Regions from separate parts of the Homo sapiens genome. Here region 2 is linked to region 1. Evidence: read pairs that join two places in POLR2A ChIA-PET (ENCODE). Cell type or tissue: A673. All regions are shown on one strand. Links, peaks and the distances in the headings refer to the core of each region. The heading gives the core; the rest is flanking DNA.

Evidence for each region. ChIA-PET counts read pairs that join two places held together with the same protein. Peaks named below come from ENCODE experiments on the same cell type or tissue, not always from the same donor. Only the 100,000 strongest peaks of a DNase experiment are listed, where the experiment ranks them.
Region 2: POLR2A ChIA-PET joins it to region 1 with 12 read pairs; 2 of 35 experiments call an interaction of 5 or more read pairs at or near these places.

What each region holds. Positions count from the first base shown.
Region 1 is chr18:68,497,519-68,514,138 of GRCh38, forward strand. No RefSeq gene overlaps it. Among named protein-coding and RNA genes, the nearest start is that of TMX3, 210 kb to the right of the region's middle. In A673, for the core only: no CTCF peak of the experiment used is centred there; DNase peaks (open chromatin) are centred at 7,103, 7,493, 7,873 and 8,173; H3K4me3 peaks cover 390 bases; H3K27ac peaks cover 4,858 bases.
Region 2 is chr18:68,428,972-68,445,591 of GRCh38, forward strand. No RefSeq gene overlaps it. Among named protein-coding and RNA genes, the nearest start is that of LINC01912, 170 kb to the left of the region's middle. RefSeq lists an enhancer at 7,150-8,349. In A673, for the core only: no CTCF peak of the experiment used is centred there; DNase peaks (open chromatin) are centred at 7,740, 10,280 and 10,810; H3K4me3 peaks cover 436 bases; H3K27ac peaks cover 4,838 bases.

The DNA of each region.
Region 1 (16,620 bases), core at 5,239-10,238:
TGCCTTTGAAATTCTGTGTAACTTCAGCTGTTAACAATCTCAGTGGTTTTTCTCCTTTAATTCAAATATTCATTTTTAAAGAGAAAGACGAGTCCCTTTCCTTTGTTTCTATAAGTTTATGTGAAAGGCGTCCTTGCTATTAACATTGCTAGATATCAGTGCCAGGATTTGCTTTACCTTGTTAGATACTTAGTCTCGTTGCTGACATTCACTTCTCTCTGCTTTCACAACTACCAGGCTATCCAGCCTAAGCTGATAGAACTAACCAACGTGGCAGGGACCAAGGTGGCCTTAACATCCCTCTCAGCTTGACTAAACTTTAAGGAGGTTTCTTCCTGACTATAGGCCCCTGACCTCCTTATTATTGCACCAGTTACTTTAGAAAACTTGCCATTGCAAACCCTTTCTCTGCCCCTTGGAGATGAAAATCTTCCCCTGGCCTCTTCAGTGTTCAAATTCAGGAATGTCTTGCACAAGGACCTGAGAGTCACCTCTTTAAAATGCAATCATCAAGAATGATAGTTCCACTGTCTCTCAGCCTCTGTAGAGAGAAGTCTAACCTCAATAATTAGCACCAATTAGCAAACACAGATGGCCTAGTAACATTGACCGGCCTGTCACCTAAGATTTCCATAGTACTTTTCCTCTAGCTTACACAACACTTAAAAACCCTCTTGTTTTTTGTTACAAAAGAGTTGAGTTCAATTCCTCTCCCCTATTGCAATAGTCCCCCCGCCCAGATAAATAAATAAATAAATAAGTGTTCCTTTTCTTCTTAACTCAGCCTGGTGCACTTTCCCTTTGACAGTAGATGTTGGAGTGTTGATTGCTGCCTTTCACTTAACAGTGAATAAGCAAATGCTCTAGCACTCCAACTCCAAGTGTTCTCTCTTATCTGCTGTGAGCTGTCTCTCTCAAATCTTTTTTCTCTCTCTCCAGCTGTCTTATGCTCTCTCTGCCTTACTCCCTCTCTCTCTTTCAGTCTCTCTCTCTCTTTTCCCCTTCTCTCTTTTTCTCATTAGAAATTTGTTTTTTTTTGCTGGATTTAAATTATTTATATTTGAAGAGTAATTCTTCACCATCTCCACCCTCTCAAATGTCCTTAATTATAGCTTACTTATAGGTTTTACATAGAATATATTGTCCCTTTATTATGTTTTGTAAAAACCTAAAATATTTACAGACACTACTCCTTAAAATTAAGCTGCTTTTAAAAGAGGGGCACAACAAAGACACTAAACCAGCATTTTTTTAGCTCCTACCCAGATGCTCTAAAATTCCTCACCAGAGATCTAGCACATCCCAGAGAGCGTATCATATGGGCTTTTCTCACAACTTTTTCTCTATCTCTTAAGCCACATAGTAAAATCAGTAGGGCTGACCTTAGCATGTCAGTAGAGGTGCAAGAGAGCTTGTATTCAAGCTTAGGGCCAATATTACATTAGAATGACAATTTACTAATATACCTTATATCAAAACAAAACATTTTAAAGAATAAATCAGAAAATAAAACAATTCCATTTACAGATTTAAGCCATAAAATCGGTGTCAATAATAACATCAAATACTGCTTTTTTTCTTACTAGATGCTTTGAATTTATAAAAGCCAACCAAACACTGGTTCAAGGAATTGTTTAAGGTTTGATTCCATAAACAATCACCTAGAGACTTGTTAAAAGTGTAGGTCTTGGGGACTCATTGCCCCTGGAGACTGACCTGGATAGGAATCCCCGGCAAGTCAGCTGAGAATGTGCACCCTTTACATGCACCCAAGATGATTCTTAGGCTCACAGGTATTTGAGAACCTCAGCCTTGGGCCACTACATACTGGGACAACAGTCTGGTTTTACTTAAGATCCAAGTACGTGAGACAGAGCATAACAGGCTGTGTTGAAACACCAGGTGCATTCTAAAAGAATGCTTTTTTTTTTGTTTGGTTCCACAACTAAAATATTGAAGCAGGGGCTCTTTTTTATTCTAATGCACCAAAATACTAATTAAAAAATCAAAGAAACAAAACAGAAAAGAAAAATGAAAAATGTATGTCAATTTATGATAAATATGGCCTCTCAAATTTGTGAACAAAGAATGGTATTTAAAATGCTATTGACAACTTGATACACATAAGGAATAAATAAAATTGCTATTTCTACCACGGCCTTATATAAGAATAATTTCCAGACTTATTAAATATTTCAAATCTGAAGACAAAACTATAAAAGTATTAGTGATAACTCTAGGCTAATGTTTAAATGACATAGAGTAGGAAAACATAACCAGGGAAAGACATCATAAAGAAAGACATTGTAGGCCGGGCGAGGTGACTCAGGCCTGTAATCCCAGCACTTTGGGAGGCTTAGACGGGCAGATCACCTGAAGTCAGGAGTTTAAGACCAGCCTGGCCAACATGGTGAAACCCCCATCTCTACTAAAACTACGAAAATATTAGCCAGGCGTGGTGGTGGGCGCCTCGCCTAGAATCCCAGCTACTCAGGAGGCTGAGGGAGGAGAATTGCTTGAGCCTGGGAGGTGGAAGTTGCAGTGAGCCGAGATTGTGCCATTGCACTCCAGCCTGGGTGACAAGAGTAAGACTCTGTCTCAATAAACAAACAAAAAACGACATCATAAAAAAATTTTTGACCACACATGCACATTTTGTATGACTCAAATGCAGCAATAATCAAATAAATACATAAGAAACAGCAAACACACTATAAATATTTTTTTAAAACTACAGATTGGGAAAAACAATTTCTTGCAATACGTTGTTAACTTTCTTGCTATCTATCACCATTTTAAGATGCTTGTGTTTTCAAGACCAAGAAGAACAACTGAGGCAGTATTTTTCGACTCCTGCCAACCATCCAAGAACCCAAATCACAAAAGGGACAAACTTAGTTCTAGAGTTTTCTCCCATGCAGCTATGTCCTCCAAGTCAAACGGGTGAGGCAGCTTGGATACATAAAGCATTTAATTTTCACATGGATTAAGCAAGACCTTGAGAAAGTTAAAAGAAACTCCAAAATATATAGCTTAGTATCATACCTTTTATTTTCAACTTCAACTGTTTCCCACCATAAAACCCCGTGAATCAGCTTCTCACGGTAGAGCTATGTACATGTATTTAATGTTTACTTCATTTCCGTGTTATTACCGACACCATAAGGATGAGACCTAATGACCAGAACAACAAGATTGGAGGCTTCACAATCTAATCCTGTGGAACCTTCTTCCCACTTAACTGAAATCCTGTTATGTCCTTTGAATATCTGCAAACTTAGTTGGGTCTTAATCTTTATCTCTTTTCTGTCAGCCAATTATTCTTCCTCCTTATCTTTCTGACCAGGAAAATTTCAGCACAAACCTTAAACCCCCCAAGTATTTATGTCAGTGTGATCTCTGCCAAACTAAACTATTTACAAGACATTTTCAAATTCAGTTGTAATTTATGATACAATAGTCCCTACATATTTGACCACATATGACACTAGTTCTTTTATTTTAACTATTTTAATTTATTTTACTACATCCTGCCAATCCAAGTGTTAATATCATTGATAAAAAAAGGTTCTTACTATAAAAAAATACAAACAATACTATGTACAATTGAGTTCAGGAAATAAATGTGCAGTTCACAAAAAAAGAATGATATTTAATGAAGATATAATTTTCATCTCCTTACTAACCAAGAAAATAAAAACTATGATGAAGTGTTTTCCACTATTAAGTTAGCATTAATTTACACAAAGTTCTTAATTTTTGTAACTAAAAAAAAAAAAATCCCTTTTCAAAAGCATGTATATGACTGCCTTATCAATAAAACAAAAATCAACTGTTAGATCTGATAGGGGAGTTTTGGTTCAGAGCCCACCTCCCGCATCTCAGTGTCCAGAAAACCTCCATCTTAGTCCTACAAGGTCCTTTCAGGGGAGCTCTCCTGAGGTAATCTGTACAAAAGTTATCGTATGAAAGTATGGAGTTACAAAACTTCATACTCTGGAAAGCCTTAGGAATGGGTACTCCTGCACATCATTAATGATACATAAATGTTATGATTTTCCTGACAGGCATTTGAAAAAGCATGTTGTCTTTTATTTAGGGCTGTTATAGACTATCTGTGTTCCCCCAAACTTCATATGTTGATGCCCTGAACCCCAATGTGATGGTATTTGAAGATGGGGCCTTTGGAAGGTAATTGGGTTCATGAGGGTAGGGTACCCATAACTGTGTTAGTGTCCTTGTAAGAAGAGGAAGAGAGACCAGAGTTCTCTCTCTCAGTTATGTGAAGATACAGTGACAAGGCAGCTGTCTGGCAGCCAGGAAGTTGGCCCTAACCAGGAATCAAATCTGCTGGTGACATGATCTTGAGCTTCTCAGCCTCCAGAACCATAAGATATAATTTTTTTGTTGTTGTTCAAATAACCTAGTTTACAATATTTTGTTATAGGAGCCCAAGTTGACTAGGACAAGGTCACTATAGTAAAGAAATAACATGAAAATGAGACAAGATAAATGATTTGGAATAGTTAACAAGATATTAGTTTATATTAGTAAAAAACTGGAAATATTAAAGGCATTTAAAAATAGGGAATAAGTCTTTAGGTTAAACAAAATTATTAAATACTTATGCAATGGAACTTTGTGACAACTAATAATGAAAGTATCTATTTACATAATAACATTAAATTTTATTTACAACATGTAACTGAGTGAAAGTTGTTTAAAAGAATATAGGCATGATCCTCGAATTGTTTGAACATACACATATTTAAGAGAGAAAAAGGGAGGGAAGAAATGAAAAAAGGAAGAGAGGGAAGAAGCCAAAAATTCTACAAAAAAAATCGAATTATTTAAAAATTATCTTTAAGAAGTAATTGCACCGATTCTATATTAGTTGATCATTTTTCCAAACTTTTACATATCTGGATTTCCTACATTTTTCTTTCTTTCACAGGAACAAAAAGAATAAAATATTAAATAAAATCTAATAAACAACAAATTAAGAGAAAATGCAATACATACGATAATCAGTTTGTCTGTTTTCTTATATAAATGCCATACAATAGTTTTTAAAAGACACACTGAAAGAGAAATAGCATGTGAACATAACTATCAAAAGAAATAGAAACGGGTAACACAAATATGAAAATCATTAACCTTGTAATAGTAAAAGGAAAATCAAAATTAACATAATAAAATAGCATTTTCCGTAAGAGTAATAGCTCACATTTTTTGGCAGTTGGCTTTGTGTCAGGTCCTGTTCTACATGTTTTACATAAACGACCTCATTTACTCCTTGTAACTACTAAATGCATAGGTCTTATATTCACCATCCCCATTTTGCAGACAAGGAAACAGGAAATGAGGGAGATGATGGACTGTCCAAAAGCATGGAGGTTGCAGAGCTGAGATGTAAATGCAGCAGTGCCCAGCCCCAGGGCCCACGGCTCTCAGCATCACAGGGCAAGCTCTCTCATACCAAACTTCCAGAAAATACCATTGAGCATATCCAGTGTCGGTCAGGGTTCCAGGAAAGGGAGAACTGTCAAAACACTCCTGGATTTGGTAGAAGGAATTAACATTCTTCTGGAGGTCAATTTAGTCTTAAGGATTAAGAGCATTAAGAAGTACCCATAAAATCAAAATTCCCAAGTCCTGGAAGTATTCTCAATAAATAAACACAGATCTACACCAAATTTTGTGTAAAAAGTTTCTTTTTGCAGTATTACTTAAAATAGAATAAAATAGGAAGAGTGTGAATATGTACACAGTAGATGAATGGGTAAATAAAAGATGAAGCAGTTTATGATTATTCAAAACATACTCTCGCTGTTGGTCAAAGAGGACAAACTTGTAGTTTTACAATGAATAAGTTCTGATGACCTAATGCATAGTATAGTGAATATAGCTAATAATAATGTATTTTATGCTTAAACAAATAGAGAATATAAATCTTTGCAGAATAAAACTTGAAATCTCACAATTCATATATGAAAGATCCATGATTGAGGTTTTCCCAAACTGGCAACAATTCTATCAATTTATTTGACTTTACAAATAATAAGTTGTGAAATTATCAAAACTATATCTCTCTATGCATATATATATATATATATTTCTGATCCATCAAAAAGAAAAAAATGCTCTCAAGTATAAAGAAGTGCTAGTAGTAAATTGCAATGAGAAAAGTTCAAATTAAAAATCTATGTTTAATATAACTCCATATTTGCTTTTAAAATACTATACATATACTTATTTGTGTATAGTCTCATTTTATATATTTTATATAATATTAAATGTATACCTTTAATAGGTAAACATACATTTTTAGTTTCATATTTTATGTATTATATTAATAAACAGGTGTAAATATACTTGCGATTGACAAGATAATATATAAAAAAAGAGAAGTTTGATGGGGCATTAGAATTACAAATTTTTTAAATTACTTTTCTGTATGCTCAAAACTTTCCATAATAAGTACACACTTCTTCTGTAATGGAAACTGTGAAGAGGAGCTGGAAACCAAGAGGACAGAATGGAAAGGCACCTTTCTCTCAGTACCTCCAAGCCTCCAACCGCATCACATCATCCACCAACCAGCCTGACAGTCAGGCCAAAAGGGGGCCTACAAGGTGGGCCAGTGACAAATGACAAGCCATACCATGCAGCACTAGCGTCTTGCCTCCTACATCAGCAAAGAAGCAAAATATCCCTGCTACTTCCTTCCAAATTGCATGCAAAAGATGAAGAACAAGGGTGGCCCATATTAACCCAGGACTATGAGACAGGGAATTTTGGAAAACATAGTTTTAGCTTAGCTAAGTTAACACAAGACAAATCCACTACATGGACCAATGTTTGTCTCCTTAACTCCATGGACTCCTCCCCGCAAAAAAGAGCATCAAAGGACCTGTGAGTGAGAAGTTGGAAGCACCACCTCAACTTGTAAAAGTCCTTCCCTTGACATGTAAAATAAAAGTCCCTGCTAACTCCTGGGAGTGTGGTTTTCTTAGCCAACTTCATTTCCCCTACTCTCAAGTGTAGCAAAAATTCTTCCCCTAACGTATGTAAAATAAAAAGTGCACTCTGCTTTACTTCTGAAAATTTAGTTAAGAAAATCAAAGTCTATTTCCCTTACTCTAAGCAGTAAAAGAGACCTAAAAATTTTACTTGGCTGCGGGAGAATATTTATCAGATATGAAGCTCAATTACTACTTTGCAACTTTTTCCACAGATCTTCTGTTGAGAGAGAGAGAGGAAGGAAGGAAGGAAGGAAGGAAGGAAGGAAGGAAGGAAGGAAGGAAGGAAGGAGAGAGAAAAAAGAGAAATAACATTAATTAGTGATTAACATTTATTGTTGAACTATAGGGTATGAGTTATGGTGTCCAGCATAAAGCATTTTATGGCTACTTGGTGTCAGTTAGTCTAAAATCCATAGAGCAAGTGACTTCAAGAAGTAATTATTTAGCTCCAGGCCAGAATGAGATGTGACAGCTGTCACATTTTAAGTGCCTCTCTGATCCTGATAATTCAAAGGAACTTGCATTTCTCAGACAAACTGTTTCTCTTCTTTCTTGATTGCTTCTGGAATCTGGAGCAGTTTTATGAAGTATATCATGATGATGTTATTTCTATAAATCAATGAGAATTCCTATCAAACAGACAATTTAAAAAATAATGTTTGTGGTCACCAACACAGAAAAGTGTCAAATTAAGGAAAAGCATTTTTACATTTAAGCTAAAATTTCTATCACCACGTAAATAGACTCTCTCCTAATAGAATGTCTTCTTTTCTATATTCCTATGTTTATGACATGCTTACTAATTACCCTATATGACAGGCTTATAAATTTCACTCTCAGCTCTGTGAGCAGGCTAATGGATCAATGCCATTAGCCAGAAGGAAAATGAGCAAAAGAGCAAATGTGCATGACCTTACAGAGAAAATCGTTTTATTTCTCATTTTGAGGTAATTGGTCTTGGTTGCTGTATTTTATTACGTAAATGCATTTGAAAATAAAGGACATAGTTTTTTAAAATTTAGAGATTGGATTAGGATTATTCTGGGAAGCCTTTGGTGATGAAAAATTTTGAGGTTTTATATACTTAAACTAAACCTGCTAGATTGTTTCATCCTCCTCAAAGCCCATTGCTATACCCCAAAAGCATTTCCTTCACCAATGTCAAGCCTGAGTTATGCAAATCTCTGAAGGTTCTGATTCTAATCTTAAAGACTTTTCATATAATCCCTAGCACGGCAATGGTTTTCATAGGGACATTGTGACTGGTGTCTTGTTCTGTGCCATTTTTCCTGATTCAAATGCGCACATATTGAGCTTAGACAAAGATCAAATACAAGCAACGAGAGGCCCAATAGATGCTCAGTTTACTACCTAATATCAATGGCACTACATTTCTCTCCTCAGTAGCCCCAAATTCTGAAACTCACAATCTATGCATACTTGGATATTTCGGAGAAAGCACCAGTATTATGTGTATTTATGGGAGTGAGTAAAATTCAAGACATTTCCTTGTAGAACAACCAGGTGGAACTTGAAGTTTAACCTAGCTTCAACTGATACACAATTTAAAAAACAAATAAACAAAAACAAAACAAACTATAACCCTTCCTAAAAGAGGAAACATGGCTTTGGTCAGATGTGCTTACCTAGCTTATGGCCCCTGACCTGTTTCTCTTGCTGACACAGGACTCCCTGGACACTGAGAAATAGAAGTTGCTTTTGATCAGGCTTTTGGAGCAAGTGGTCCAGGTTGTCTTTCCTACTCTGGGTCCCAATAAAATCTAGGTACCTCTGTGTACCCACTAAATAGGATGGAGCAGAATGTCTGCATGCCAAATGTGTTGCAACAAAAACACATAGTGGTCTACGCTCTGTGTTTTTTTTTTAGTTTTGAGTGGCATGAGCTGCAATAATCTGCCCTTATGTGGGAAAGAAAGACCCAACATGCCCCACACCCACTGAATATTTACAAACTTCACTCATGTGTCAGAATCCTACATTATCATTGGATTTATTTTCTACCTTCTAGAGGGCATGGATTAAGACCTCCAACATACATGCTATTTCTTGCCCATAGAGTCTGATTAGCTTAGTAGGATGTCATTAACATAATGGACTCATAAGATGTTCTCCAGGATATCCAGATGGTCCAGGTGTCATTGGACTATATTATGAGAGAGGGAAGGAGAGTTAACATCATCCTGGGGCAAGGTGAAATGTATATTGCTAAAGGTTTCCATCTGCATCAACCAAGATCCCCATCTCAAGTTTCAGGGCCATCACCTTATAGGAGCTTGGCTGCGGCTGAGATTTCAACTCCTCTGTAGTTCCTTTACTGTCACAATTAGACTCTGACCATTTTCTCTGCTGTCTACTCAGAAACGGCTGCAAGATATTGAGATTGTTTTAGATGTAATCAAGAAGATCCCCTGGATTTCTCTATTTGCCATAGACTGTTGATTAATCACCCTAAGACTGTAGTTATCTTTCTATAATGAAGAGTCAACAATGTTCATCAACCATCACCTGAATCTGTAATCTTTAAGCTGCCTTTTCTCTCATACTTCTCCAGTGCTGGAGACATTGCAGCAGCTGGCACAAACACACTCTCTCTTAGGTCCTCATCTGAGTTCACCCCTGGTTTGCCTTTTAACAGCCTCACTTACTATAGCAATTCGTGGATGATCAATATGTTACCATCAATGCTAGGCTTCTCCTTGCCCCTTTACTGGAAAGTAATCTATTGCCACTTTCCTTTTTTGAGTCTTCCATCTCTGACTCCAAGTTTCTTTGACTCAGTTCTTGGAAATAAACACTGAGATGGAGAATTCCTTGGAGAAGGTTTACTGGAAGATGATTTTTGTGAGATGTATCAATAAGGAAGTAAGAAAGGTAGTACTGGGAAGTAGGAGAAGCCAACTTGCAAGTGTTTTATGAGATAATCCTGCAGTAGACACTGGGGCTGGGTTGACATTTCAGAGGTTTCCCAAATTAATCAAAGGGACAGGTCTGTCACCCCCATATGAACTAGTCATTGGTCACAGGTTACCCGAGAGGAGGCATATTTTAGGGGAGGCAGTGATTGATGACTGAGGGTAACACCTAGTGAGGGGTTCAGTGCTGACTGGTCCACAGCAGATGAGGATGAATGTATCAGCCCAGAAGATGTGGTCTGGAAAGGGTACCCAGTATCCACTGATCTTTAGTAAAGGCCATGGGTAAATGGAATACTGAGCAATATTTCAAGAATAGAGAAGAAGACTTTGAGTTATGCTTAGACTATGCTGCTAAAATGTAACAGCATAGGCCTTAGAGGTGGCAGACTAACAAGGATTCACAGAAACTTGTGCAAGTCTTGAAATTAAGAATTATATATAGTCACAAATCAGTGGATCTCTTTGTCTCTACAGACATGACTAGCGTTGCTGGAACAGGCATTTGTTTTTATGAGACATTGCCAAGATTCTGAAGTCAAATGTCTCATCATACATTAACAGGAAAGAGAAAAGGCCTCTTTGTGTGTACCGAGATATTTAGACACTCTTTTTTGAGCTGTAAAACACAGCACAATGTCATACAGCTCAGAAAAATCAGACCCAGGGGTGGCAGAAGTTTCTAGTGGATTGATTTAGAGTGAAACCTTGCAGAGGCAACTTTGTGTTCACAGAGACCAGAGGGACTCACTGACTTTTCATGGTTAGTGAAACAAATTTGGGAGGATGAATAGAAGGGGGTCACACTGACTGCCTTAGAGAATAAAGCCAAACAGAGGAGTTGGATCCAGAGTCTTCTGTTGAAAACTGGAAGCTAGAATGTCAGCTGGATTCAGCTCCCTCTACGTGGCTTCCTGGGAAGCAGGAATATGCAGGTCTCTCATCTCTCATCAGGGAGCTTTCCAGAACAAGCTCTTGTAGGAAACTTCATCTATTTGTCATTTAAGATGTGAGCACCCTGTTATCTAAAGGAGATATGTAAACTTCTGGGTCCTGGGACCAGGGATGTACATCAGAAATGGCTGTTCTTGCATTGAATGACTGCACATGTAATCTCCAGAATGTGGGGCAGGAAACTGAGTAAGTCTTACTAGAATGGCTCATTAGTCTTGCCCCAAGAAAGTATATGACTTTGCAGAAGACCAAGTCCCTGAAAAGAGGGGCTAAAGAGACAGAGAGACCAGCCAATGACACCTGTTCACCTCATGGGAACATTCGAGACATAAGGAGTGAATCCTGGTTTGGGGGATACAGAACGGAGGTAACGAACCCAAATTGGAAGTGCTGCCTACTTTCCTAGTTTCTTCTCATGTCAAAAGGATAGAATTGAGAATGTCCAATCATTCCACAATTCTCCCAGACACACAGAAGCAGAATAAAAGCAGCCCCAGCCTGACAGCACCAAGGTATGGATGGAGCCCCTGAGGAGAGAGAGCTTCCTCTGCATCTGGACCTGGTGCCAAGAATGCTTGTTGGTCCTCATCTCGCCTTCCATCAGAAGAAATTATATTTTACTGTGGATTTTTCCAAATCTTTATTTCTGTCCAATTTTAATCAATCATCTATTTTCTCTTTTCTGGAACTTTTGTTTGACTTATATGAGCCTCTTTATCACCACTCCGCCTTACAGCCTTATTATTTTAATCTATTATCTATCTTTAGCACATTTTGTAGAAATTTCACTCTAATTCTTTCACATTCACTATCTCTTCACCTCTACTCAGAGTACATCCTGCTTATGCAAAGATTTATTTATATATAAAAATATTTTTTTCTAGGATTACCAGTTTGTGCTTTTCACATCTATCTGTTAGGTCTCCACATCTGTTTTCTTTTTTTATAACCTCAAGGATCCTAACCATTCTTAAAGCTGTGTTTAGATCATTTTGCTAAGATTTTTTTTTTTTTTGAGGGTAAATTACATCAGGGTGATGGCTCTTGCTTCTTATGTTTGTTTTGTTTTTGTCTCATTTGGGGTTTTTTTGAGACCGCGTCTCGCTCTGCCACCCAGGCTGGAGTGCAGTGGTGCAGTCTCAGCTCACCGCAACTTTGGCCTCCTGGGTTCAAATGATTCTCCTGCCTCAACCTCCTGAATAGCCTCCTGAATAGGACTACAGCCATGCGCCACCACACCTGGTTAATTTATGTATTTTTAGTAGAGACAGGGTTTGGCCATGTTGGCCAGGCTCGTTTTAAACTCCTGACCTCAAGTGATCCACCTGCCTCAACCTCCCAAAGTGCTGGGATTACAGGAGTGAGCCAGCAGCCTTTCTTTTTTCTTTTTCTTCTTTTTTTTTTTAAATGTACTTTGCAGTCACTTTTTAAATGGGTGTGTGTTTTTTTTTAAATAAGTTTTTTTTTTTCTCTCACTCTGCCTGCCTTTATTTTACCTCTCCGTCCTCCCAAAATCCAAGACCCATGGAGCCAGAAACAGTTATTTTACAGCAGCATGGAGCTCTCATTAAGAAAGACATTTGGATGTTACAAATCACTTGGCTGAGCCAAAATGGCTTGACATACATCCCGGCCTGAGGAATTGCTGCTTCTCCTTGCTGACTGTCTCAGGTAATTAACTTGATATTAACCAAAGTCCTAGAAAATAGCACATACCAGGCTTTTTCCAGCTTCTACCCTACACCCTGTCCAAACAGTAATCTAGGCCTTAGTCCCAGTCCTATATTTGACATTTTTATTACCCATTGTCCTAAAAGAACTTGAACTCCATAAGTTTTTTAAATGCAATGCAGCAATCAAAACTAAAGTAATAGTCCAGTTTCACTCCAGCTCTGAAATATGGCAGAAGTTGCCACAATCCACTCAGCTAACTGTTGGCCACCATCCAAAGAGGCCAAAATGCCTATGGAACTGGGCAACGTGGAAGGTCAGGGCTATACCAGGGCACTAGAGTGTTTTTTTTTTTTTTTTAACTTTTATTTTTGGTTTGGAGATACATGTGAAAGTTATAGAGGTAGACTCGTTATCACAGGGTTTCTTGTACATATTTCATCGCCCGGGTATTAATCTTAGTACCCAACAGTTACTTGTTCTGCTCTTTCCCATCCTCCCACCCTCCACCCTTAAGTGAACCCCAGTCTCTGTTGTTCCTTTGTTTTCATGAGTTCTCATCATTAGACTTCCACTTACAAACGAGAACACGCAATATTTGGTTTTCCGATCCTGCGTCAGTTTGCTAAGGATTCTTTAATCTCATAAGAAGTAGGTGAATACAAAGAAAAAGGCCAACTGAAGGGGTTCATGTTGCCACCTGAGACATCAGCCTGACACTGTCCTTGTTTAGTGCCAATTTATCTCAGCAGAAAGCAGTGTACTTAGCAAATCATTTTAGGTACACGGTAAGCAGGTAACTTGTCATTTAACACAGCACTCACAACAGTGCAATGGGGCAGATATTGAAGTCGTTTTTCAGTCTAGAAAATTGAAAATAAATAAGGTTGCAGTTTGAAAGACAACAACTTACAGTTAGAAATATATAGACTTGGACTTTAAATCTGGGTCTGATTCCAAAGTTCATGTATTTAAAAACAAGAATAAATGTTAAAAAATTTTAATTTCAATATAATAATTTTAAACATACTAAAAATTAGAGAAATCATATACGAATCCACCGTATACCCAATGGAAAACTTCAACAGTTATCAATACTTGAACTTTTCTTTTATCTATGCCTTTTTGCAAAGATAGTTTAAAGAAGTTGTTATATCATTTTAATACTGGGTTTGGTATGCCTCTCTGAAAACTATAGACAACTTCATACATAACCATAATGCCATTATCACAGTTATGGTCTGAACATTTATGGTGTCCTATCCCCAGAAATTTGTATGTTGAAATTCTAACCCACATGATAATGCTATTAGGAAGTGAGGCCTTTGTTCTCTGATCTCATGAATGGGGTTAATACCCTTATAAAAAAGACCCCAAAGAGACCCTCATTTTATTTACTATGTGAGGTTACAACAAAAACATGGCTAACTATGAACCAAGAAGAGGGCCCTCACCAGACGTCAAATCTGTAGGTGCCTTGATCTTGGACTTCCCAGCCTCCAGAACTATGACAAATTTCTGTTGTTTATAAGCCTTATAAGGCTTATAATTTATAATTTGTTATAGCTGCCTGAAGAGACTGAGACACATGCCTAACAAAATGACAAATATCTTACCACCTAAAATTCTGGCCATAATTAAATTTACACAATTATTTTTAAAAATATATTTTAACAGCATGTCTCTGTTCCCTTCTCTCCTTCTCTGTGTGTATATGTGTGTTCACATCTAGCAGACCTGCCTACCTTATCAACTGTTATTGACTAAGATGTATGAAACTTCCAAGTCCTTATTAAATTTTTGTCCACTGCCCTATCTAGGCCTGTAAAAATATGTCCTCTTTTTAATATTGGTTTAATATTTCTCTTTCCTTCCCTCTATAAATTTTCCTTTCTTTACATGTCATAGTTATGCCATATGCAAGTGGCTACTATGTTATTTTATGAATATGTCTAATTGAAACATTGATAACTGGTTTATCTTCAATGTGAGTTGTATTCTGTAGTACTATAAACTGTACATTTTTGTCTTATATAATGCTTTTTGACCATAAGTCTATGCTGTCATCAAAAATGTGGTCTACGCTGTTCTCTTTATTTGCATTTGCTTGACAAATAGTTGCCTGATATATGTTTGCCCACCCTTCTGTTAATAACCTTGCTAAATCATTTTGTCCAGCATGGCTCTCACGAAGAGCATAAGGTTGAATTTTGCTATTAGGTAAATTGAGACTTTTTTCTTTTAGTAGATGATTTATACTCAAATTTTTGATATTGCCTATATGTTTGGGGTCTTAATTCTGTGAGGTTTGTGTTATACTACTGAATATTATGTGGTATCTTATTTTTACTCATTTTTAAGTATTTCTTTAAATAATTAGAGTTTTACAGTTTTTTTTTGTTTTTTTGTTTGTTTGTTTTTTTTTGAGACGAAGTCTTGTTCTGTCGCCAGGCTGGTGTGCAGTGGCATGATCTCAGCTTACTACAATCTCCACCTCCCGGGTTCAAGTGATTCTTGTGCCTCAGCCTCCTGAGTAGCTGGGATTACAGGTGTGCGCCACCATACCCAGCTAATTTTTGTATTTTTAGTAGAGACAGGGCTTCACCATGTTGGCCAGGCTGGTCTCAATCTCCTAACCTCATGATTCGCCCCCCTTGGCCTCCCAAAGTGCTGGGATTACAGGCATGAGCCACCGCGCCTGGCCTACAGTTTTTCTTTTATCTAGTGATTGCGTATGTAATACCCTCAGACAACTCTCTCTCCATTTACTGTCATTTAACTCCCACTCTTGGAGTAAGCCAAAAACCACTCTTTCCCTTCTTACCTTAAACTACTTTGCCCTTCAATTTTAGTCTCTTGTATTATATTTGGTGTTCCTCTCTGTAGCACTTGATTGGTCAGCATTATGACTATCCTAAAGTTTTTTCTATTTTGCTCTTATTCTCCCTTTTATTCTTCCCGTTTTAATAGATATATAATCGTTACACATATCTTTAGTTCTAACCCTGATTTTTAACCTTAGTTTTAGATTTAAATATATTTAATGATCATGGCAGGGTTCATGCTGAAAGTCTCCAGTCATGTTGTCGTGGTCTCAAATTGCTTTACGGTTGGTTCCTTCAATTCCTTGAAGCAACATCCCTTAAGTTCACAGATAAGTGATTGTGTATATATTTATAGATGAACAATAGTTTGGCTAGATATAATTTATATTTGATCATCTTCTTTCCTTGACAAATGTTTTAAATATTGGTCCTTTTTGCCCCTTGCTAACCCCCACCCCCCAATTCTGGCATAGAAGTAACTGAGCAGTCTGAAAAGCATCTGATTTTCCTTCCCTTGGATATTTTGTCTGTATATCTGAGGGAAGTTTTCCTTTCTTAGAAGACCAATAGCATTATTAGGATATGTATCAGTATTGTTTATTCTGGTTTTATTTTCCCAGACACACATTATTTTCCATCACTAAGTAGATTTCAACATTTTGTTTCTTTTCAAGAAATTTCTCATAAACTCAGAGTTCCATTTTTTGGTGTCCTTCGTTGCCTGTTGGAATGTTATCACGCTTGTTTTCATCTTTGTTCTAATAATAAATCAATGTCATATTTTCTTTGTTGATGCCCATATTTAAGTACTCAGTTTTCCTAGCCTATTGAAGGATGTTTAGGTATGACAGTGAGGATGGGCTAGGGTACTGTTTCCTGTGAAAGAAAGGGGCCTTCTTACTGCTGGGGGGAGGGGAAATCCAGGCTGCCCATGTGGTCTCCATGACACCATGGGGAGGGGCCTCATTACCAACTGGTAATAATGAAAGTCCTAGCTCCTTATTTGACCATTTCTGACACCCCCCTGGCAGAATGTTGGACACTTCTTTACAGCTTCGGAAGGGTGGAAGTCTCCTTACTCAGCCTTTACTGCCATAAGTGGGAGCAGGGCTACAGTTTTGTCTAGCTGCAGTAGAGTGGTTATTGTCTCAAAGTTTTCTGTCTTGCCAGTTTGCTCATTTCCTGCTTCTTTGGCTAGAAAAAGCAAGATTT
Region 2 (16,620 bases), core at 7,393-12,392, 66 kb before region 1:
GTCTCAAAAAAATAAAGAATAATTTACCATATCTGACTGTGACCAGTAATTTCTTGGGAAGCTTGTGAAAAAGAAGTTTTCAGGCTTTAATTCCAGAAACTCTCTTATTTAGTAAATGTGGATAGGGCATCACAATCTATTTGTACAAGTCCGTTCTCACGCTGCTATGAAGAAACACTGGAGACTGGGTAATTTACAAAGAAAAGAGGTTTTTAATTGGCTCATAGTTCCACATTGCTGGGGAAGCCTCAGGAAACTTAGAGTCATGGTGGAAGACACCTCCTCACAGGGCAGCAGGAGAGAGAATGAGTGCCAGCAGGGAAAGTGACAGATGCTTATAAAATCATCAGATCTTGTGAGACTCACCATCACAAGAATAGCATGACGGAAATGCGCCCATGATTCAATCACTTCTCACAGCGTCCCTCCCGTGACACTTGGGGGTTATAAGAACTACAATTCAAGATGAGATTTGGGTGGGGACCCAGCCAAACCATATCACTACTTTTACTAAGAAGATCAGGTGATGTTGCTGTGTCAGTAAATCAATATTTGTGAAAATTGGCAGAGCATCATCTACTAATAATCCAGTTATCTGAAATACTGAAAATTAAAGTGTGTGCACATGCACACACGCGTGTGTATGTGTGTGTGCTCATGCACATGGGTATATGCCTGCATGCCCTGTGGTGATGATGGTGCTGCTGGCAGTGTGGGGTGGTGGGGTAAAGTGTATCCTCTGCCTCAGTGGCAGCAATGTGAGGAACTCTAGCCCCAGTGCCTGAGAAACACCTGCTGCCTGGCAAGTGCACAAGAGAGTTTGAATAGAGAGATATATAACGACGAAGATGTAATGGAGAAAACAAGGGAGGGAGGACAGGGCACAGAGGGAATAACCACCTAACATTAATTTTATTCTGCCCATTTTTTTCCTAATGGCCTAAAAAAATGCCATAACTATACAGCACATTTCTAAATACGTTAAAACTTCCTCTTTCCTCATAATGAGTCATTTGTACTGAACAAAAATAATAGGCGAGTGAATGAGAAAAGTCCTGAAACATGGGATGTAAGAGTAATAATAGAAAAACTCTGTAGCTTCAGAATCTGCCTGAGGGCAGACTCCCCAGTCTATTTAAATTATCTAATTATTTTACATCTCAAGCTGGATATTTGCCATATATGACCCAAGAAATCAATATATGAATTAGCTGTGAGAAAGAGAGAAGATGTTGAAAAGAAAATGTTAAAAGATGGAGTGTAACAGTTGAAAATCTTTGTGATCCCATTTTTCAATCTGTCAATTTATATATCCAGCACAAAAACAATGCGTCATTTTGTAATGTGCATTACGTGTGACAGAAATGAGTAAAATCATAGTAAAGATAAAAATGATTATAATTTAGTTTCTCCTTACAAGGGCATTATTTCCTTATGGTATTTTTTTAACTTGCTATGCTAATTCTGGTTAATGAAAGTATAGTAATGGGATTAGATTCATCTCATCTACTTTTTTAAAATAATTGAAGGAGTGTTGAGCTTGATTTTATATAGTAAGATTCCCTTGGACCTTGTGACTTCAAGCAGTTAACTTCTCTTCTGCTTCCTCCCAGGGTAGATTATGTGAAGATACACTAGTTACAGATCTAGGAAGAGTTATTAAAACACAATAGATTTCCCAAAAAAAGAAAATCAAGGAGAAGACAATAAAATTTTATAAAACTATTTTTTAAAGAATAAAACAGCTTTTCTCAAAACCTAAATATGTCATTTCCATTGGCAATCACATATTTTGGAAGTGGTTTATTTTATATGACAGCATTCAGGATACATTCATAGAGATTAGCTGGTGATTATAAGTAAGTTTTTCTAGAGTCGAGGGAGACAATTGCATGGGTAGGGTGCTAGATGGTCTTCTGCATGACCATTAATGTTTGTGTAGTAGGACTCTCATTTTTCAATGCCAAAAATTGTCATGTAGTCAGTATTGTGCTAGTACTCGAACAATCCTCTCAACTCTGCAGAACAATGCCTCTTGTGAGTAGAACTTTGGCATATAGATGTCCAGAAAACTTTCCCAACTTTATGTGAATAGTAAATAATAAAATTTGACTCTCTGTGTCTCATTGAGATCAGGAATGCAAGAGGAAGATAAGGTTACTAAGAAGAGCAGAAAGCAGTAAATTGCAAAGGGGGTGTAGAGAATTACTGAGCAAGTGTGGGATGAACAAAGACAACAGAAGTGGGTTGGATTCTATTCTGTGAAAAATAATTGCAGAAATAAGAGCTAAGAAAACTTGCCTCAAGGTTCTTCTCAGAGATCTGAGGTGAAGTTATTTCTTTGCTGACACAGATAAATAACCAGGCTGCTGCCAAGCTAAGACGATGTTGCCTTTGTGGTGGAGTCAGCAATGTGAATGCTTACTTTGGGGTAACACATCCATCACCATTGAGAAGTTGCTGTGTGCCTTCTCCAAGCCCCAGTCAGGTGTAGCGCCCTCTTGGGCATACCCACGCCCAGGTCCCACCCCATCCTCTGCCTGCCACAAATTGCTGAACTTAGTTGGAGTTAATTACCACAGTGCTCTGAACAGAACACCATCCTGCTCTGTTTACAGGAGAAATCAATGGGGCGATAAAGTTGGCAAAATGAGACTGCTTTTCTTTCATTCTGAACTTCTTTAGATTGTCACAGAACTTAGACACTCCTGTGGACATTCAAATGGGCTGAGAAACTATGGCCTGCTTTTAGCTATATCAACTATGGACTGGGAAGCGAGATTTTTATCTCTAGTTGAAGATTTTCTGTCACAGGGGACTGGGCCAGACCAACAGCCCCACCTTGACAAATATGTGAGAAAACCACGAAGAATTCAGAAAACTTCTGGAGCAACAGTTCCCACTGGAGCCTTTTTGGTCCTGAGATTGCTGAGATCTAAATAGCTGACTTATTTTTCACGGTTTGTTTTTCCCCCCAGGCCTCTACCTTAAAACCCATAGGTAAAAATGCTGATTCAATCTTTTGCGTAATCCCTGTATTTGTCCCCAAATTTCTGAAGCTTTCCTCTGTGACTCAGCCCTTTCCACTGCTTTAGATGACTTCAAGTTCACCTTGCGCTTATGAGACTACCCTTCATGAGTCTACGTAATGCCAATACAGTAACATTGCCGGGCTAACATGTTAGAATCATTTGCAGAATAATTATAAGAATGTAAGACAATTGCTACTGAACCCATATTATGTAACAGGCTTTACATGTATTAACTTGTTTAACCTGCACAACTGAGATAGAGTCTGTTACCTTTGCACACTTTACACATGTTTAAACTGAGACACAAAGGAAGTCAAATCCCCTTCCCAATGCCACACGTGTGGTACTCAGTACAGCCAAGATTCAAACATTCCAGAGCAGCATATACTCAAGTGAAAAAGTTACTGGAATTCAGAGCTGGGAAAGAAAATTCATATGTAAGCATTATCAGAAAAGCTTAATTGAGAAGCTCCAACTTCTGCTAGATCGTAGGCTGGCAGAAGGGGATGAGGACACCAGAATAAAGAAAGAGTTTGAATTAAGAGATTTTAAAAAAGAGTATAAGGTCTAGCATATAAGAGTCAGTCCGTTTGAACTGGAAAATTTCATTTGTATACTAGTTAGCATGATAAAATAACATAATAAAGAATATGATTATTACCTGGAAATTTTAGACGGAATGGCTAAATTACATCAACCATTCAGGGGCTTGAGCGAAGTGATTAATGAAAGTCCTGATGGATGAAGAATAATCTGACAGCTGTGACAGAAAAAACTAAAGGAGAGAAACAATCTTAATTCATGGGTGATAGGATTTGAAAGAATGGTGGCTATAAGAAGTTAGTTCTAAAAAACTAAGTTCATAGGCATATTTTTAAGGAATAAATGAAATCCAGAATGATAAATAGTGAGTGGAAATAAAAATTAACATGCCTTCTCTATTTTGAATTTAGTAAAGAGGAAAACTGAAGCATTGTCTCTAAAAGTTGGAAACATATGGTTAAAGTACAGGTAAGAAAATTATTAATTTACTTTATATGACACATGCCTTTAAGTACTGTATAATTTATCTATGAGTTATTCTTAATAGGATATAGAAACAAAGAAATATTAATTAAAAGAATATGGCTGTAAAGTCAACTTGTCCACTAGCCATTTTATTCAACAAATAGTCATTGGATGCTCACTCTATGTCAGATGCCAGGTCTTAGTGATGCCAGTCACTAAGCATACACCACTGAACAAAATTCCAGCTGACTGTCCTCAGAAGGATGATAGATGTCGAATGAACCAGGGTGACAGACAAGGAAGAGCCCCATGTCTTGGGGACAATGAGGTTAAATTGATACTGCTATGAGAAATTATTTCTAGTCAAGACAAGAGTATTCCAAGAAAAAAAAAAGATAATTTGGAGATTGACTAGAGGGAGAGGTGAGGAAAAGGGAGGAGTCAGTGATGACTCTCCACTGTCTATGTTAAGATGGGTCCATTTGCATCCATCAAGGAGGACCACGTTTGAATGGGAAGAAATAATGATGAGTGATAAAGAAACATAATTTCTCGGTATTGGATGCTTGTAGAATAAGAATAGAAAAAAATATATATGAATTAATTAATTAAATTGTATGCCACTGTAAACTTTGGAAAAATTACATATATTCTGAAGAACAATGAGAATACTGAAATAAGTCATATATAGTTACCAAAATTTTATATTACAAAAATGGCAGCATAGTACATGCAAAAAAGGCTCATGGACTAAGAGAGACACCAGTTCAAATCTCAGCACTGATGAAGATCATAAATCTCTAAGTCTCACTGAGAAGAAATAGAAGCTAATAGTCCTACTTGGTTGGGATTTCTAGGGTATTTGATGCAGCAGAACAACATAAAAACAGCATTTCCTTTTATCTCTTTATGTGTGGAGTACTTTAGCTCATCCTAATATTGAATAAAGTGGGAATTCTATTATTGAAAATCTGGACCTAATAGAAAGCTGAGTTCTTATATATAAGGATATATTTAATTATTTTCTTATTCTATCACACACATTCCATAGAGAAGTTAGTGAAAACATACAACTAGTAGACATTTAATAAATATTTATTTGCTGAGTTGCTATTAAATAGTAGATGAATTTTATAGATCATATTGTTATATCAGAATAGGAAAGCTCATAGTAGAGTGGGAGGTGAATTGTGAAACATGCAGTTTAAATTCACAGAGACAGTTGGAGATGGAATTTTAGTTTGAGTAATTGACATGAGTTAAGTCATGAAAACTAGAGCTTTAATGGATCTTGTAGGTAGGATGAAGGAGAAAGGCAGTAGAGAATGTACCAATTGCAGTGAAAGATATGAAAACATTATCCAAATAAATCTCCAAAGGCCTCTTTCTTTTAAATATGTATAACTTCTAAAATGGTATACATTTAATAATTTAAAAATTGACATTAGTTCAAATTACATTGAGCCTGATAGAGTTTTGTCCAGAAAAAAAAAAAATCCAGTTAAAATAGTTACAGTTTCACTAAACACGATCTTATGAGTCATATGAGAATACTTTTTTCTGTATTTATTCACCTCCACAGAAAAAAAAAATATGCTATCAGGATTTACTTGTAAAAATTTAATTAAAAAGAATTAAAGATGAGTTCATTAGAATATAATAATCAGTATATATTTTCTTTCAAGTAGTTTTAATTTTTATTCTCAGCTAACTAAAAACTGGACTCTTCAAAATGATATCAAACAGTTGAAATATTTTTAGAATCTTTATCAGACATATTCATGCCCCCTGTGATCTCAGAGTCTGTATCATATCAAAAGAATAAATGTCCAGAACTTTAATTAGATCCTTTGAGGAAAACTTACATTTCTGGCAATGATAAATGGTTGTACATACAGTTTTGAAGTTGTACCACATGTCCTTTCCTATGAAGAGAAAACCTAATTACGTAAGTTTATAGCATAAATTTAGAAAAGTTTGCTGTACTCCAGCTTAATTAAAGCAAAAAATTCCTACATCCATCAAACAGTATTTGATAGTGTATTTTGCATACCAATGGTATTACATCACATATGTGCAAATGAAACCCAAAGGAAAGTATTGATCCTCATCATATATACTGTGGTCTGCTTCCTAAACTGTGACCTTTGAGGCCTACTTAAAATTCAGAAGGTAAAAAACTTAGTAATTTGAGGCCTGGCATGGTGGCTCATGACCGTAATCCCAGCACTTTGGGAGTCTGATGCTGGCATATCACCTGTGGTCAGGAGTTTGAGACTAGCCTGGCCAACATGGTGAAACCTGTTTCTACTAAAAATAAAAAAATTAGCAAGGCATGGTGGTGGACGCCTGTAATCCCAGCTACTTGGGAGGCTAAGAAAGGAGAATCTCTTGAACCCGGGAGTCAGAAGTTGCAGTGAGCTGAGGCACCATTGCACTCCAGCCTGGACAACAAGAGCAAAACTCCATCTCAAAAAAAAAAAAAACGAAAAAAAAAAGACTTATTAATTTGAAAGAAATTATGGGTATGGCACTGTTCCCTAGATTGATGACAACTGATAGACATTTTAAATATGATTTATAAGTTAAATTGAAGAATTTATATTTTAATTTCAATTTAGAGAATTTTTCCCCAATTATTTTATTTTACCTTCCTCTATAACTTTTGCTTTACTTCTTTACAAAGAAGTAAGTATCTGACGTTTCTTCTCTATAACTCATGCCCTCCTTCTGGGACCATGCACCAGATTGAAGACATCAGGACAAATACATTCACCGTGACTCTTACTATAGTCATGATCTCACAGTTTAGAAGGATGAGCCATAAATCATATCCTCAGTTAATGCCATTGTTCTAAAAAATAAGTTGAGATGTTTTATTACTAAAATTATATTCTGATAGTCTTTTCAGATGAGTAGAAACAGTTCTGTTGATATGCCAAATTTAGACAGTTCTCTAATACACTTTTCTTAAACTTTTGGCAGATGTTATTACGTATCCATCAAGAAGGGTTAGATGATAATTTAATTAAAAAACACACTGCAAGCACCTATTAATATTATTCCTGGGCTACGATTTGCATTAATTAAATATTTGTTGAATGAACAAATGGGAAAATTTGGGAAGAATCATGCTTAGCTGGACTATCTTTCAATTTTTCAATGAGCCCACGTCCTTCTGGTACATTTTACAAGAATTAATTCAAAAAGGAAATGATTCAGTAGACAGATTTCTAGCCCAGCAATTAGCACTGGGGATTTGGCAGACCACAGCCTCATGAAGCTTACAGTCTAATGCATCTCTTCTCAAATTGTCATGTGTGTTTTGATACCTGAGGATGTGGATATTGTTAAAATGCAGGTTGATTAGGTCTGAAATCAATATTCTGCTTTCCCCAGGTGACTTCAGTGATGCCACACACTGGCCACACACTAAGGAGAAAGGGTCTGGTAGGTGCGACTGACACTAATCATATAACTAACTAAACAAAGTGTAAAATTACAACCATGACAACATGCTATGAAGGAGATCAAATAACAGAGAATTTGTCCTGACAGGGAAGAGGAAGAAAGTCACCACTGAGGAAGTGAAGAAGGAGTTGCCATCTGGAAAATAGAGGTTATGACGCAAGAAGGCAAAAGGAAGAGGATTCCGTGAAGAGAACAGGAAACAGGAAATGCAGGCATCCGGGCAACAGTAAAATCACAAATACAAATATGTCCTCTGACTAATGCACACCCACACACACTCAAATGCAGAAAAGGGTAAAATTAGTTGCTTTCTCACATTGGATAACTTCTCAGGGCACAATCTCAAGATTGGTGATTCGATAAAAAATTACGTAATGTTTCACATGTCTAGACTTCAATCCATTCTAAATGAATATTTTCCTTCTTTAACCAGTATTGTGTCTGGATTTTCTATCCATTTAACAGCACGACTTCTGTGCTGTTAAGTAGTTAAGAAACAGAAAACTGAATAAGGAAATATGTGTGAGTGGAAAACATTTAAATCTAGCTTTTTCAAGTGATGACTTAATAAAATTCTGAGCAAAACTAGTGCATAATTACCCATATCTGGCAAAATAGACCCTCTGTAACATTGTGCTATATTACCACCTGTCTGCATGAAACTGGATTTTCAAATTAAAAATGTCTTCACTGAAACAGAATATAGAAGTAAATTGAATATAAAATTTAAAATATGCAATCAATATCAATCATTATAATTGCATAATGCAAGCCATGCTTGTGAAATTTTTATTTTATATTATGCCATTTGGTAAGAAGATTCACCAGTCTAAATTATGGTTTCTTAAATTTTGTAGCACTTTTGGTGGCATATTTCATGTGGTAAAACTACTTGATGTTTCACAGAATGGAGATAATATTAACATCATTAAGATTCCACAAGTATATTCAAGGAAGATTCTTACTTTTAGTATTAATATATTCAAGGAAGGTTCTTACATTTCTCACTAATTGTGGGAAATGTCTCTTCTCTCAGTCTAGTACAGTATGTTTCGATTTCTCACCTAATGAAGACAACTTTTTCAGAGATGGAAAGTCAAATAAATATTCATCTAAACTCAAAAATTGTGCCCCTTTTCCCATGAAATCTCTTTATGGTCTACTAAAATATAAAAAAAAATATCAAAATAGGAACATCAAAATCTGAAATTTTCAGATTTATTCCAACATGATTCCAAGACTACAATATTTATTTTGCTTATAAAAAATTTCAACATTTCTTATATTGTTGCCTTGTTGATTATCTCATCAAAAACATAGAAAAGATCAGGATGTTTGCTGGTCAGGATGTTAACAGAAAGGGGTGCTGATCCAGACCCCTAAGAGAGGGTTCTTAAACCTCATACAAGAAAACATTAGGGATGAGTCCATAGAGTAAAGTGAAAGCAAGTTTCACAGGAAAGTAAAGGAATAAAGAATGGTGTATTGGTCCATTTTCAGGCTGCTGATAAAGTCATACCCAAGATGGGGAAGAAAAAGAGGTTTAATGGACTTATCGTTCCACATGGCTGGGGAGGCCTCACAATCATGGTGGAAGACAAGGAGGAGCAAATCACATCTTACATGGATGGTGGCAGGCAAAGAGAGAGCTTGTTCTAGGAAACTCCCATTTTTAAAACCATCAGATTTTGTGAGACTTATTCACTATCATGAGAACAGCACAGGAAAGACCCACCTCCATGATTAAATTACCTCCCACCAGGTTCGTCCCATGAAACGTGGGAGTTGTGGGAGTTAGAATTCAGGATGAGATTTGGGTGGGGACACAGCCAAACCATATCAAATGGTTACTCCATAGGCAGAGCAGAGGTATTGGTTGCTCGACTGAGTGTATGTACCGTTATTTCTTGATTATATGCTAAACAAGGGGTGGATTATCCATGAGTGTTCTGGGTAAGGGGCAGGCAATTCCCAGAACTAAGGGTTCCTTCCCCTTTTCGATCACATAGGGCAACTTCTGGACGTTGCCATGGCATTTATAAACCTTCACGGCCCTAATGGGAGTGTTTTTAGCACGCTAATCATTATAAGTAGCATATAATGAACAGTGAGGATAACCAGAGGTCACTTTCTTTGCCATCTTGGATTTGGTGGGTTTTGGCTGGCTTCTTTACTGCATTCTATCAGCAGGGACTTTGTCACCTGTATCTTGTGCCGATCTCTTATCTCATCCTTTGACTAAGAATGCCTAACCTTCTGGGAATGCAGCCGAACAGGTCTCAGTCTTATTTTACCCAGCCCCTATTTAAGATGGAGTCACTCTTGTTCAAGTGCCTCTGACAAGGAGAAGAGAGGACTGAGACAATAATATCAGAAATATGAGAAAAAAAGAAGAAATGTGTGGAGACTAGAAGCCATGGTAGAACTAAAAGAGAAAAACACATGTTAAAGAAGGAAAAAGTTACATTTGCAAAAATTAAGCCATCAAACCCTTGGGTTTTTAAGGTAGACTTGGCTGTGGTAACATATAGACACAAATTTTAGTGGCTTACATTTGAAAAGTTTATTTCTTAATCACAATCTTGGGAGGAAAAAATGGCTCATTGCTTCAGCCAGTGAAGCAACACTCACGACACTCAGTAACTCAGGGCAGAAACTCCCATTTGATGGTTTCACCAAGCCCTAAAATAACCCCTAGGTCATCTGCTTCCAGATGATCAAGGGACAAAAGAATGAAAAGCACCCTGTAGAGGTTTTCTGGGGCCCAGCCTCGAAGTGACACATTCTTTTACTCACATTTCATTGGCCAGATCTAATTGCAATGAAAGACAGGAAATGTAGTCCAGCTGCAATCCCCAGAAGAAGAGAAAAGGGATTTTAGCAAACAGATTTTCACCACAACTTTATTTTTGAAACTAACTACAAAGGTCACACCATGACATTAGGAAGCAGACCCGAGTAACACCGTATGACCCCCATATATGGTGCATTTAGATATTTTTTTTCTGAAAATTTGGGAACCCTATTTAGTACTCCACAATTTATTCCATTTTATTGTGTTAAAGAAAGATACTTAAACCTAATTATGGTGAGATATTCTGGAGCCCCATATAAAGAACAATTATTTGCAAAGCTGAACTTCCCTTAAGTTAATGCTTTCCTCCCTTATTATTCCTTTCTCAAACATTCATTTTCTTTCTAAAATCTGGCAGAAGTCCTCTAAAATGCGTAATAACTTCATTAATTGCAAAAAGGGAGCCAGCTGGAATAATCTTATTCAATGACACAAAGGAATTTGTTACAGACTTCTGGATATCGGCGCACTGAGAGTTGGAGCCTGTTTTCTCCCATTTACTATGCAGGGAGAGTGTAACAGGATGTACCTTTGCTGGATATGAGGGAGTCACATTTACGTTTGAGCTGACATTCTCAAACTCCAAAATGTCAGACAGCACAGATGCATCTGGAGCTCTTAAACCTGATATGCTGTGTGCCAGCAGCATATTCTGCCCAGATTAAAAATGCCTCTGACTGAGAATTAAAGGATGTGGATTGTTACGCTGTTGTATCAGTGAGACGGGGTGAATTGGGAGAATCTTACAGTATGAAAAGCAGACCCAGTGAAATACTGAGAAATTCGCTTTTTTGAGTCAGGGTTGACTGGACATCCAGAAGCCCATTGTGCCTGTAGTTAAAGAACTTCTCAAAAAAATTGCCAGTACGTGTCAAAGTTTTATTTCAAGCTTGTCATTAAGGGAAATTCTCCTGAAAAAGCCAATTCAAAATTCCCTGTTGGTAGAGACCAATTACAGAAAGAAAAAAAAATCAATATAATCAGTTAGATTTGATACACAACATGATTTCTGATTTAGGATTATTAGCACAGACACAAAGCTGGCTAAAGATTGGTGTATCTGTCAATGTCAGCTGGGCGTGTAAGTCTCTAACTTCCCAGAAAAGGCTCTCGATTTTATTAATGTCAAACGTTGCTCAAGCGTTTTATCGAGAGTGCAGGGCTTTCCAGAGAGGACCCTCAAGCTCATTAAAAGTTCCTGCCTAGACCATTTTCACTTAGACTTGAAGAAATTTTCCCATATTGTATAAGCCAAGCTAATATTGATTCTTCTTTATGTTATCTCGGGTAGTTCACAGCTGCAAGTTTCAATTTCCAAGTAGCAGTAACAACTCAGTAATAGTGAGCCAGTGGCATATGGAAGCTCAGTGTCTCAGCACCGGTTTCCCTGTTAGGATCCAAATGAGGTGATCACAATGAGCAGGGAAGGCTTCAATACTATTAAAAGTAGAAATAGGAATCTGATGATAGAAGTAGGAATTTGATGATAGGAATCATCGAATCATTCTGTGTGAGATAAGTACCTCTAAGTCTGAATTCTCCCTGAGAACATCACATAAATGACATCCTAGGCCTATTAACTAGAATTGAAGAAAGTGCAGGCTGTGTGAAAACCCCGAGATTATCACCCAATCACAATCCCAGCTAATATCCAGTAGTGAATTGTGGATGGGGCAAAGGGGGAGACAAAAACTTTTAAAAGACAAATTATTTTCAGTAGGGCACTTTGAGAAGACAAAGAAGAATAGCATGCATTTGTCTTTTCAACCCAGTGGTGAAGGCAACTGAGTGATACTTACCCAAGAAATGCATGCTGATGCACTGGGATGGGGAGGAAAGGTATAGGAATGAATCAAGCTGGCATGGCCTTTGCATCAGAAGGTTCAGGCACCTAGACTGGTCTGTGGCAGGGGTTCTCAGCACTACTGGCACTCCGGATCTGATCATTCTTTGCAAGGGGAGGGGACCCGTCTGTGAATGGTAGGATGTCCAGCAGCATCCCTGGCCTCTACCCATTAGAAGCCAGTAGCATCTCCCAGTTGTGACAACAAAAACCATTTCCAGATATTGCTAAATGCTCCCTTGGGAATGAAAATGCCTCTGCTTGAGAAAGCACTGCTATAGAGGCTTATTATGGAAGGCTTCCCAGGGGACAAACCATTTAAGATAAAACCTAGCAGACAGAGTCTCGTGTGGGTAGCCAGGAAAGCAAGACAGAGTGCATGATATGACAAAGGTGTGTGCTTTGTGATGCTGGCTGTTGAGGATGAGAAAGGAAAGAGTGAAAGCTGGTGATGGAAACTCTGCAAGAGCCAGGTGATGAGTGCCTGTGTGAGTCGCATTAAGGAACTTCAACTGTGTCCTAATGATAGTAATAGATTGAGAAAAGGATTCTTAACAAGGAGACCAATAGCAAACATAGATCTGGATTTTAGCTTCATCATGCTCAATTCAGGGCTTTGAATGAATGAGAGGCAAACAAGATGTTAGCAAAGCTTATTAGACAACTGATGTAGTTCTAAATATGCAATAATGGTCTGGACTATAACTAGCATTTGGGAAGAAGAGACATGGAAAAATTTGAGCCAACATTTATGGCAAAATTTATAGAACTTGGATTTTTTTTTTTTTTTAGTTGTATAGACTTCATTTATTTCCAAAGTGACTTAGATCAGCACCTTTTCCCCCACACACTTCAGTAAGGTTGTTTCCTACACTTGGAATAGTTAGATTGTTTTGTCACATTCTGTATTCCACCCTGTGATTCTCAGACTTCTTACATGATGTTTTGTTCAATTGGCATACATTACAGTTTACTCTTTGTGCTGTAAAATGTAGTGGGTTTTAATAATCACATAGTATTATGTATTCACAATTACAGTATCATACAGAATAGTCTCACTGCCCTAAAAATCTCTTGTGCACCACCTATTCAACTTTCCCTTTCCTTTCTTCCAAATCCATGCCAACCACTGATTCCTTTTCACTATTGCTAGATTTTGCCTTTTCCAGAATGTCATATACTTGGAATCACACAATATGTGGTCTTTTTAGATTGGCTCCTTTCACTTAGCAATATGCATTTAAGATTAATTCATGCCTTTTCACGGCTTGATGTCATGTTTCTTTCAAATATTGATTTTTTTTTATTATTATTATACTTTAAGTTTTAGGGTACCTGTGCACAATGTGCCGGTTAGTTACATATGTATACATGTGCCATGCTGGTGTGCTGCACCCATTAACTCGTCATTTAGCATTAGGTATATCTCCTAATGCTATCCCTCCCCCCTCCCCCCACCCCACAACAGTCCCCAGAGTGTGATGTTCCCCTTCCTGTGTCCATATGTTCTCATTGTTCAATTCGCATCTATGAGTGAGAACATGCGGTGATTGGTTTTTTGTCCTTGCGATAGTTTACTGAGAATGATGATTTCCAATTTCATCCATGTCCCTACAAAGGACATGAACTCATCATTTTTTATGGCTGCATAGTATTCCATGGTGTATATGTGCCACATTTTCTTAATCCAGTCTATCATTGTTGGACATTTGGGTTGGTTCCAAGTCTTTGCTATTGTGAATAGTGCCACAATAAACATACGTGTGCATGTGTCTTTATAGCAGCATGATGGATGCCCTCTCTCACCACTCCTATTCAACATAGTGTTGGAAGTTCTGGCCAGGGCAATTAGGCAGGAGAAGGAAATAAAGGGTATTCAATTAGGAAAAGAGGAAGTCAAATTGTCCCTGTTTGCAGACAACATGATTGTATATCTAGAAAACCCCATTGTCTCAGCCCAAAATCTCCTTAAGCTGATAAGCAACTTCAGCAAAGTCTCAGGATACAAAATCAATGTGCAAAAATCACAAGCATTCTTACACACCAATAACAGACAAACAGAGAGTCAAATCATGAGTGAACTCCCATTCACAATTGCTTCAAAGAGAATAAAATACTTAGGAATCCAACTTACAAGGGACGTGAAGGACCTCTTCAAGGAGAACTACAAACCACTGCTCAAGGAAATAAAAGAGGATACAAACAAATGGAAGAACATTCCATGCTCATGGGTAGGAAAAATCAATATTGTGAAAATGGCCATACTGCCCAAGGTAATTTATAGATTCAATGCCTTCCCCATCAAGCTACCAATGACTTTCTTCACAGAATTGGAAAAAACTACTTTAAAGTTCATATGGAACCAAAAAAAAGCCCCCATTACCAAGTCAACCCTAAGCCAAAAGAACAAAGCTGGAGGCATCATGCTACCTGACTTCAAACTATACTACAAGTCTACAGTAACCAAAACAGCATGGTACTGGTACCAAAACAGAGATACAGATCAATGGAACAGAACAGAGCCCTCAGAAATAACGCCGCATATCTACAACTATCTGATCTTTGACAAACCCGAGAAAAACAAGCAATGGGGAAAGGATTCCCTATTTAATAAATGGTGCTGGGAAAACTGGCTAGCCATATGTAGAAAGCTGAAACTGGATCCCTTCCTTACACCTTATACAAAAATTAATTCAAGATGGATTAAAGACTTAAACGTTAGACCTAAAACCATAAAAACCCTAGAAGAAAACCTAGGCATTACCATTCAGGACATAGGCATGGGCAAGGACTTCATGTCTAAAATACCAAAAGCAATGGCAACAAAAGACAAAATTGACAAATGGGATCTCATTAAACTAAAGAGCTTCTGCACAGCAAAAGAAACTACCGTCAGAGTGAACAGGCAACCTACAAAATGGGTGAAAATTTTCGCAACCTACTCATCTGACAAAGAGCTAGTATCCAGAATCTACAATGAACTCAAACAAATTTACAAGAAAAAAACAAACAACCACTTCAAAAAGTGGGCAAAGGATATGAACAGACACTTCTCAAAAGAAGACATTTATGCAGCCAACAGACACATGAAAAAATGCTCATCATCACTGGCCATCAGAGAAATGCAAATCAAAACCACAATGAGATACCATCTCACACCAGTTAGAATGGCAATCATTAAAAGTCAGGAAACAACAGGTGCTGGAGAGGATGTGGAGAAATAGGAACACTTTTACACTGTTGGTGGGACTGTAAACTAGTTCAACCATTGTGGAAGTCAGTGTGGCGATTCCTCAGGGATCTAGAACTAGAAATACCATTTGACCCAGCCATCCCATTACTGGGTATATACCCAAAGAACTAGAACTTGGATTTTTATGAGTTTGGGGTGTGAGGAAAAGGAAGAGTTAGGAAGAAAAAGTGGCATATGATAGTGCCATTTTTAAAGATTACCGAAGGAAATGTGTGTGTGTGTGTCTGTGTGCAGGTGTGTTTATATAGGCTTGTGAAAGGGGGTGGGGTCTTGCTGAGTTCATTGTTGGGTGTGGTGTAGTATATGAAGTATCTGTGAGGAATCTATATGGATCAAGTGGTAGTCTATGTTGGCCTGGAGCTTAGGAAAAAAATGGGACTGAAAAATTTAGATTTGCACACCAGTTTTTAAGTTAAAATTTTGGAATTCCAATGTGTTAGTCAAAGTTTTTTTCAAAAGATGGGTGTCAGGTAGAAGCTGAACTGCTGGATTTTATTAGGGAAAATAGATGTGTGCGAGAAAATAGGCAGCTACCTCAGGCTGATGGCATAGCCATCAAACTGCAAAAAAGGTGGATGCAAGCAACCTAAATTTCTATATGGTCTAAAAAAGTTTGGCAAAGTGATCAGAGAGAACTTGGGCCAGCTTCAGCTATGAGAGGAGGCCCCATCTCAGTTCTGAGCTGCCGTAGTCTTCGTGCCACACTCCATTATTGACTGGGAGCAAAACTATGAGTGGATTTCAGAGAACAGCAGTTGGAGCCTGTGCTAATTTCCTAAGATGACTGCAACAAATTAACACAAACCGGGTGGCTTCAAATAACAGGTATCTATTATTTTCATAGCTCTGTGGACCAGAAGTCTGAAATCAGTATCAACTGGGCCAAAATCAAGTTGTCGTCTGGCCGTGCTCCCTCTGGAAGCTCTAGGGGAGAATCTGTTCCCTGCCTCCCCCATCTGTCAATGTTTCCTTTTTATGTCTGCATCACTCCACTCTCTGCCTTGGTGGTCACATTGCCTCTGCCTTCCTCTCATAAGAATTCGTGTGATGGCATTTAAAGCTATTGAGGGTTGAATTTTCCCCAAAATTCATATGTTAAAGCTCTAACCCCCAGTACCTCAGAATGTAACTGTATTTGAAGTTTTTTCTTTTTTTGGAA